Linked DNA regions of Homo sapiens: region 1 is linked to region 2. Evidence: chromatin contacts called from ENCODE Hi-C or POLR2A ChIA-PET data. All regions are on one chromosome and are shown on one strand. Each heading gives the region's core, a stretch centred on a gene start or an enhancer-like site at or near the end of the contact. The rest is flanking DNA. Distances are from core to core; before and after follow the strand shown.

Region 1 (4,408 bases), core at 196-2,695, 110 kb before region 2:
CAAAAAGACAAAAATTGTGTGTTCTCAGTCATCTCTGGGAGCTAAAAAAGTGGATCTTATAAAATTTGAGAGTAGATTGGTGGTCGACAGAGGCCAGGGCAGGTATGGCGAAGGAGGGGATGAAGAGTTTGATCAAGGGTACAAATATACAGTTTGAGAGGAAATAAGATCTACTGTTTGGATGCTGGCAAGGCTGTGGAGAAATAGGAACACTTTTACACTGTTGGTGGGAGTATAAATTAGTTTAACCATTGTGGAAGACAGTGTGGTGATTCCTCAAGGATCTAGAACCAGAAATACCATTTGACCCAGGAATCCCATTACTGGGAATATACACAAAGGATTATAAATCATTCTACTATAAAGACCCATATACACCTATGTTTATTGCAGCACTATTTACAATAGCAAAGACTTGGAACCAACCCAAATGCTTATCAATGATATACTAAATAAAGAAAATGTGGCACATATATACCATGGAATACTATACAGCCATAAAAATAATGAGTTCATGTCCTTTGCAGAGACATGGATGAAGCTGGAAGCCATCATTCTCAGCATACTAACACAGGAACAGAAAACCAAATACCTCATGTTCTCACTTATAAGTGGGAGTTGAACAATGAGAACACATGGACCCAGGGAGGGGAACATCACATACAGGGGCCTGTTGGGGGGTGGGGGGTAAGGGAAGGGAGAGCATTAGGACAAATACCTAATGCATGAAGGGCTTAAAACCTAGATGACAGGTTGATAGGTGCGGCAAACCACCATGGCACATGTATACCTATGTAACAAACCTGCACATTCTGCACATGTATCCCGGAACTTAAAGTAAAAAAAAAAAAAAAAAAGATTTGATAGATCAGTAGGTGAATCTAGTTTACATTCATCTACTGTATATTTCAAAAGAGGTAGAAGAGAATAAATTGAAGGTTTCTAGCATAAATACAAATATTTAAGGTGATGGATATCCCAATTACACCCATCTCATCTTTACAAATTATATGACTGTATTAAATTATCTCATGTACCCCCTAAAAATGATCAGTTTAAGAGTCTAGTCTCAGATTTTGCTATCTAAAATATACTATCATACATTCTGGGGTAAATTGCCTTTAATACTTGATGTCCTGCTTTTTATCTTTTTAAATACAGATTTTTTTCTTTTAATTGCTTACTTACAAATAATTAGGAAGATATTCACATGCAAATCGCATAAAGATGTCAGAGAAACTCCCTAGTCCAGCTTCCTCCAAGAGTATCTTCCTCCAAGATACTCTTCTGAGTTGTAGAATTTTAACATTAATAAAAAATGAACCACTTTTTACTCTGGCACCATGCTCTTTCCCCCTTGCAACCTCACTCATTCTCTCTCCTATTCATCACTAGTTCATTTTTCCCAACTCTCTATCAGATTTGGCACTCACTTTTTATTTACCGTTTGACTCTGCAGACCCATTTAATTTGCTGAGTCACCTTGGACTTCAGTTTCTGCACCTATAAAATTATGTGGCTGGCCTAGATTATCTATAAAGTCTTTTTCAAGTCTAACATTTTTCTGGTCTACAATTCACTATCTACAAACCCCCCACTTATATATATTATCAGTCATCTCTCCACCTCCTTACTCCCTGAGTGTGTTGGCCTGCATATGTCTGGTGCCTATAATTTGAGGATATGAGTCTGTGTGAAGAAGGTGATGAAAGCAGGTGGAAGGAGGGTGTTGAGTGTATGTGAGCTCCACAGAGGTGGCAGGACAGCAGGGAGTCAGTAGGGGCCCATGGGGAATTGGGGTCAGCATGGATGGAGCTACGGGACACTTCAATTTCAATTACTACCTCCTTGAAAAATGAAGCTACTTTACAACATGATCTATGACTTTAAGTAAAAAAAAAAAAAAAAAAAAAAATCCTCACAAACCATGCGAAGACAATCTGTACACATTCAAAGTGACATACTGATTTGTCACCAGCTGGTTGACAGTAAGCAGTGCTGACCAGAAGTGATAGGACTGGCTACCCTGAGGCCCTTCATGTCACCTTAGTGTCTGCTGCCCACGAACTGCCTCCCTTCATAAAGCAGGAAGGCTGTGCTGCCAGTCACTTACTGTCCCTATTGAGCACAGTACAGTATAGTCATTAAGAAGATGAGTTCTGGGTTCAACTCCCAGCTCTACCATTTATTTGTTGTATGACCTTAACTAAGTCACTTGAATTCTCTAAACTTACTTCATAGGTTTTATGAAAATTGAATATAAAATATCTGGCATATAGCAAGTGTTTAATATGCTACCAGTTACTACTGTTGTATAGTTGATAAGACTTTGGTGTTAATTAACTTGCATTTGCATCTGTAAGTATGAAATGAAAGCCTGTGAACAATTTTCAGATGTCAACAAGTAGGTGGAAAGACATTTTGGGGCAGAAGATTCTGAAGCATGCGACAATGGTAGCAGTAGTAGTAGTGATGATGATGATGATGATGGTGATGATGATGATGATGATAGCTACCACTTATTAAGAACTAACAAGGGGCCAGGCACTATGAGGCTGGCTGGAATGCTTAGCTCTCTCGGGTAGGACAACACTTAAGTCCCTGGTCCTTCTCAGTGCTGGGTGATGAATCAGAAGCTGGAGATAGGAATGTTACCAAGAGAGAAGGGGACATAGAACCAATGAGAAAGAAACAGCAGGCCGAGCGTGGTGGCTCACACCTGTAATCCCAGCACTTTGGGAGGCTGAAGCGGGAGAATCATGAGGTCAGGTGTTTGAGACAAGCCTAGCCATCATGGTGAAACCACATCTCTACTAAATATACAAAAAATTAGCTAGGCATAGTGGAAGGTGCCTGTAATCCCAGCTACTCAGGAGGCTGAGGCAGGAGAATCCCTTGAACCCAGGAGGCGGAGGTTGCAGTGAGCTGGGATTGTGCCACTGCACTCCAGCCTGGGTGGCAGAGTGAGACTCCGTCTCAGAAGAAAAAAAATAAAAGTAAAGAAACTGCAAAGCATTAGAGTGGGTGCTTTGACAGTTAATGGACTAGTTCTTCAAGGATGAATGAGAGTTTTCCAGAAGGAAAGATGGGGTAACAGTATTTCCAGCAAAGAGAACAGCAGTCCCAAGGCAAAAAGCTGTGGATGGCCTGGCTGTTCAGGGAAGAACAGATGTTTCATTGTGTGGCATAGACTTCAGAGACCTGAGGACAGATCTGGTAAGAAGAATCTTCTATGGTAAGCAAATTGGAAGGGGATGGAATTTACATTAAATGAGTACCTACGATCTGTCAGGTGCTCTGGGTACTTCATATACATGAACTCAGTAATCCCCAAACATCCTATGAGTAGGAATCATTCTCTCTCTCTTACAGATAGGGAATCCAAGTTCAATAAAGGTTGACATTTCCAGAATCTCACAGTTACTTAGTGCAGAACTGGTGTTACACCCTTTGGTGTTCCTGACTCCTAAGCCCATGTTCTTCTTGCTGCCCCCACAACCTCCTCTTGTACCTTAGAGAGTTCTCGAAGAAAGGCGAGCCCACTTGGCTTCTCCTGTTAGTCAGTTGCCAGGTGGCAACTGACTAATCTATTGATAATAATGTTAGTAATGTTAGACATCCTATACAACGGCATGGTGTTCTGTAGATTACAAATCATTTTTGGTGTGTGGCTTTGGGCAAGTTATTCATCTACTCTGTGCCTCGGTTTTCTCATCTGAATTACGTGGTACCCACCTTATATGGTTTCCATGAGAAAAAATTAAGTCATAGGAATAAAGTGCTTAGAAAGCCCCCGAACATAGTTCTGTAAATGTTGGTTCCAGAGTTGCCACTAGTTTCAGCAGCTCATTCAGGTTTTATATATAAGGTACTTTCTCCATTTTACAGGTGAAAAAACAGGCTCAGAGAAGTTTGTAAACTGCCCAGACACACTGCTTCAGAGTGACAAGGGAAGGATTCCAAGCCAGGTCTTCTGACTCCCCTCCACCCATCCTCTTCTGTTGTAATAGTGTATGTCCACCTGTTCACCTACCTCCCTCAAGTGACATCCAGGGGCATTTGAGGTCACATACCTGTGTTCAGAGTGTGCAATGAGCAGGGGTCCCTCCTCATGCATACTGCCAATCTCGAATGCACACACCAAATAAATGGCTAGAAGCATAATGGTTTCCCCTGTACTACCACATGTGCTACTCTAAGTCTACATGTACTAAAATAGCCAGAAGCATTATATTATTTTGTTTAAAATAAGCTTCCAGGAGAGATGAAATCATCAAGAATTAATGTAAGTGACCATCTTCCAACAGAGATGGTGCTAACAAATGATGTGAGACACAGATCAGTGACCTCTTCAATTACCCCAGCTCCACCTGAAAAGTCCAAGTCAGCTGCCAAAGCACATTTATGG
Region 2 (4,307 bases), core at 637-3,136:
TGCCAGGGATGGTTCTGAGTGCTGTAGTTACACATCAGTCCACATGGGGCTGAAATTCTGGTGAGGGAAGGGTAGGGATACAGACTGCCTTCCCTCCAGGAACTTAAAATTTGATGGCTTACCTAGCACCACCTCATACCCCCACCCCCAACGCATCTTCTGGTTATTGTGAAGACTATGAATCTTTCCTTCTTGGGCAGTCTTTGAAACCAATGGTGTATCCTCACCTAGTGAACAGTTTGCATATTTGCATATTTGGGTTTCTTTCCTTCACTTCCAGCTTTCCTGGAAATGCCCCTTCTGGTCATTTCCTCTACAAGTTACACAGAGAAATTTAGATTTCATTGTGTCAAAGCAAGGATGTATACAGAAAAAAGGGAGAAGGAGGTAGCATTTGAGGTTAATGGTGGATTTTTTCATGTTTTGGTTTGTGTTTGAACAAAATTACTAGTCAGTGTTGGTTTAGAATACTGTTTTTCAAACAGTAAGTTTCCCATGAAATCACCTTAGCATTTAAAAAAATGAAATAAAATAGAATGTATGATAGTGTATTGCAGGGAGTCATAGTAAAGTTGGTAATTTTTAAAACTTTAGTTTTATATGTATGGTGGGTTGCAACATAAAGTTTACTTCTCACTATGGGTCGCTGTTATAAAAGATTGAAAAGCACTGATTTAAATCCTGTTTAGTGCTGCCTGGAGTACGTAAGGGAATTTATGACCATGAGGACAGAAACCGGAGAAGAACAAAGGAGCCGTGTGGAAGAGAAGGCCTGCCTTGAAGGAACTGTTCAAATCCAATGATATTTTACTCCTCTTTAAAATGTCTTGTATGAATATATTTAAGTGGCATTAATACACACCACTAGGAATGGGGTATACAATGAAAAGGGGATAGCTTCTCTTCACCAAGTAAGCCTATTCCTACTTCAGGGCTTTTGCCCTTCTGTAACCTCTGCTTGGAAGCAAGTGTCTGGTTCCTTCTCATCATTCCAGACTCAGTTCAACTCTCACCAGCTCAGAGAAGCTGTCCCCCACCACCCTTCCTAAAGTAAAGTAACAGCACTGCACCCCAACTCCAGCACTCCTGGTGTATTGTTTTCTTAGTGCTTGTCACTATCTGACATTATCTTATTTAGTCCTCTATTTTTGGTCCCTCTGAAATGTAGGCGGGAGTTCTTGCCTGTTTTTTAACTCTATAACCTATTGCCTGGAACATGCCTGGGATGGAGTAGGTTCTCAAATATTGAATGAATGAATGAATGAATGTTTATGACAACAACACAACCCATACCTAATCCAACTCCCATTTTACAGTTGAGAAAATTGAAGCCCAGAGAGGTTAAGTGATTTGCCTCAGACCCAGTGAGAAACTTATGAACAGGGTTTTGTTCTTTCTTGTGACACCAGACTAGTTCCCCGCCCCCTTTTTTAATGCTTAAAATAATTTGAAATAAAAGGAAAGGAAGGAGCTCCCACCTCCCTGAAACTTAAAGGGTTTCCTATTGACAAGTCTCTTATTGCACTTCCTTAGAATTAAGGACATAAGTAAACTGGGAAATCATCAAAACCCCCTTACTTATGAGTCTTCTTTTGTAGACAGGGTTTTGTATTGTTTTGTTTCAATGACATACTATTGGGTTCTGCAGAGCAGGGTAGTGACAGAATCCATGTCTCCTCACTCCACATCCAGTGCTCTTTCCTTCCTCTTAGTTGTGGTGATGCACGCAGAAGGATGACTGAGGTCTCAAAAATGGGATGACAATCAGCTATCCCTAATTCAGATAAGATTGAGAGGCAAATTTAAAAATGCACAATGTTTAGGTGGGATTTAAAACCTAGCACTGACCTTCACTTTGCGATGGGTTTAGAAAACTAATCTCTCTCTTGGTATCTGTGGAGGATGATGAGCTTGGATGCTGTCAGGAACTATCTTTGGTGTCACAGCATGGAAGGGCCTGGGGAGTCCTGATGGAAACACTCTAGTGACTGGATCCTTGCTCCATCTCAGAGCTGGGGGCTCAAGACAGACCTCCAGCACCTGGTCCAGCCCTCCACTGTGATGTCATCACCTGGGACAGCCATATCCCCAGTAGTTCGCATTGTGCCTGGCACAAATAAATGCTTGAAACATGCAGAGAGGGTGAGGGGCTCTACCCAAAAACCAGAACTACTCCCAGAAGTGCCCCTTCCATGGGCAGCCCCTGCTCATCTGGTGTCAGTGTGCTTCTCACAGTCCTGCCCTGGGCTTGTATTCCGTCTTGTGCGTGAACACTCTTAATAAATTCAAGGGCCATAGATGGAGTAAAGAAAGGTTCTGGGGTTGGTGCCTTTGATGTCAGATTAGGAGTCCTGCTTGCAGAAGTTCATGTTTCTCTTAAATTCTTATCTTCTTGCCTACTCTAACTCTGGTGCACAGGACTGGACAGTTTTCCCTCTTATGAGAGCGGGCCACAAACAGTCGGCTTTCTCTCTTCTGCTTCTCCAGGACCTTAGTGCATCACTGTAGCCCTCTTGCTCCTGTTCAAAAGGCTCTGTGGACCTGTTGCCAAGTGGGGTGGGAGGGGGGGCACTGCCTCAGTGTACTCTTCCTCCTAAATGGAATATAATTACACATCTTTTTCTCTGTGTTTGTCCCTGAGGCTTCCTGTCCTTCATGGGACGTGTTCCTCCATGTCTAGCCTGTTCCCTGTCTCTGGAGACTCAGCCTATTTTGACGCTTTTCTTTAAAAATAGCTTTATTGGCCAGGCATGGTGGCTCAGGCCTGTAATCCCAGCACTTTGGGAGGCCAAGGCAGGCGGATCACCTGAGGTCAGGAGTTCGAGACCAGCCTGGCCAACGTGGTGAAACCCCATCTCTACTAAAAATACAAAAATTAGCCGGGCATGGTGGCGGGCGCCTGTAATCCCAGCTACTCGGGAGGCTGAGGCAGGAGAATCGCTTAAACCCAGGAGGCGGAGGTTGCAGTGAGCCAAGATCACACCATTGCACTCCAGCCTGGGTGACAAGAGTGAAGCTTCGTCTCAAAAATTAAATAAAATAAAATAAAAATAGCTTTATTAAGGTATAAGTGACATACATCAACTGTACATAGTTAAAATGTACAATTTGATGAGTTTTGACATATGTATGGCATATGTATGTGTTTTGACACACCTGTGAAACCATCATGAACATCAAGATAATGAACATATTTAGCATCCCCAAAAGTATCCTTGCACTCCTTTGTAATACCACCATCTTGTCCCTAGGCAACCAACTGATCTGATTTCTATGTTATAGATTAGTTTATGCCTTCTAAAATTAACATAAGTGGAATCACAGTATGTGTGGATTTTTGTGTGGCTTCTTTAACTCAGAAAGTGATTATTTTGAGATTCATCCATGTTATTGTATATATCAGTGGTTCGTTTGAACTCTTGCTGAGTAGTGTTCCATTTTGTGGATATACCATTTTCATCTGTTGTTATACATGTGCATTGTTTCTAGGTTTTGGCTATTACAAATAACATTGTTATGGACACATGTATACACTTTATCTATTTATTTTTGGGGTGAAGTTTTGCTCTTGTCACCCAGGCTGGAGTGCAATGATGCTATCTTGGCTCACTGCCACCTCCGCCTGCTCAGTTCAAGTGATTCTCCTGCCTCAGCCTCCTGAGTAGCTGGGATTACAGGCAGCCACCATCATGCCTGGCTAATTTTTGTATTTTTGTAGAGACGGGGTGTCACCATGTTGGTCAAGCTGATCTTGAACTCCTGACCTCAGGTAATCCGCCCACCTTCGCCTCCCAAAGTGCTGGGATTACAGGTGTGAGCCACTGTGCCGGGCCTGAATATACACTTTCATTTCTCTTGGGTAAATAACTAGAAATAAGAACGGCTTGATCACGTGGTAGGTGTATGTTTACCTGTGTAAGAAGCTGCCTGTCTTCCAAGGAAGTACTATTTTACTTTGCCATCACATGATGCTTAAATCACTGAAAGAGGTTTCCCCTTTTCCCATTGCTCTATTCCATCTGCATCCTGCTTTCCAGGACACCTCCCTTCAGGTGGCTGGGTGGCTGCTCCCTCCCTCTTAAGAGAAAACAACAAGAGAGCAAGGAGATCACTTGTCACATCCAACCAGTCTTTACTCCTGTTGTTTAAAAAAGGAAAGGAATCATTTTTAAATTAGAGAAGAGCTCTAGCTGTAGACTCAACACATTTTAAGTGCAGTTTTATTATTTTTTAGTGCCTCTGACAGGTGCATTTTCCTCATTTAATGAGAAGATAAGAACAATTTTAATTGACACGTTAATTGAAAG

The links. Hi-C counts contacts between places; a loop is a spot of excess contacts on that map. ChIA-PET counts read pairs that join two places held with the same protein, here RNA polymerase II (POLR2A). Pooled maps may share reads with other maps.
Region 1: a loop to region 2 is called in a map of heart left ventricle, with 1.8 times the contacts of the local background. The contact joins the enhancer-like site here to the promoter of IQCJ-SCHIP1-AS1 in region 2. A Hi-C loop is called at or near these places in 4 of 168 maps with a recorded cell type or tissue (PC-3, cardiac septum and heart left ventricle) and 3 of 50 pooled maps. POLR2A ChIA-PET finds 5 or more read pairs at or near these places in 2 of 52 experiments (MCF 10A and Panc1).

The regions. Positions count from the first base shown.
Region 1 is chr3:159,652,911-159,657,318 of GRCh38, forward strand. The region is part of intron 4 of IQCJ-SCHIP1 (IQCJ-SCHIP1 readthrough); the gene reads left to right. The region is part of intron 1 of SCHIP1 (schwannomin interacting protein 1); the gene reads left to right. Among named protein-coding and RNA genes, the nearest start is that of IQCJ-SCHIP1-AS1, 110 kb to the right of the region's middle. Within about 2 kb of position 1,446, at least 2 of the 41 ENCODE cell types and tissues checked have a DNase peak (open chromatin) inside an H3K27ac peak, as active enhancers do; they include PC-3, where a contact is called at or near this core.
Region 2 is chr3:159,766,726-159,771,032 of GRCh38, forward strand. It overlaps IQCJ-SCHIP1-AS1 (IQCJ-SCHIP1 readthrough antisense RNA 1), which reads right to left and starts at 1,887. Exons shown (of 3, transcript NR_121669.1): 1 at 1,849-1,887; 2 at 1,579-1,774. The region is part of intron 4 of IQCJ-SCHIP1 (IQCJ-SCHIP1 readthrough); the gene reads left to right. The region is part of intron 2 of SCHIP1 (schwannomin interacting protein 1); the gene reads left to right.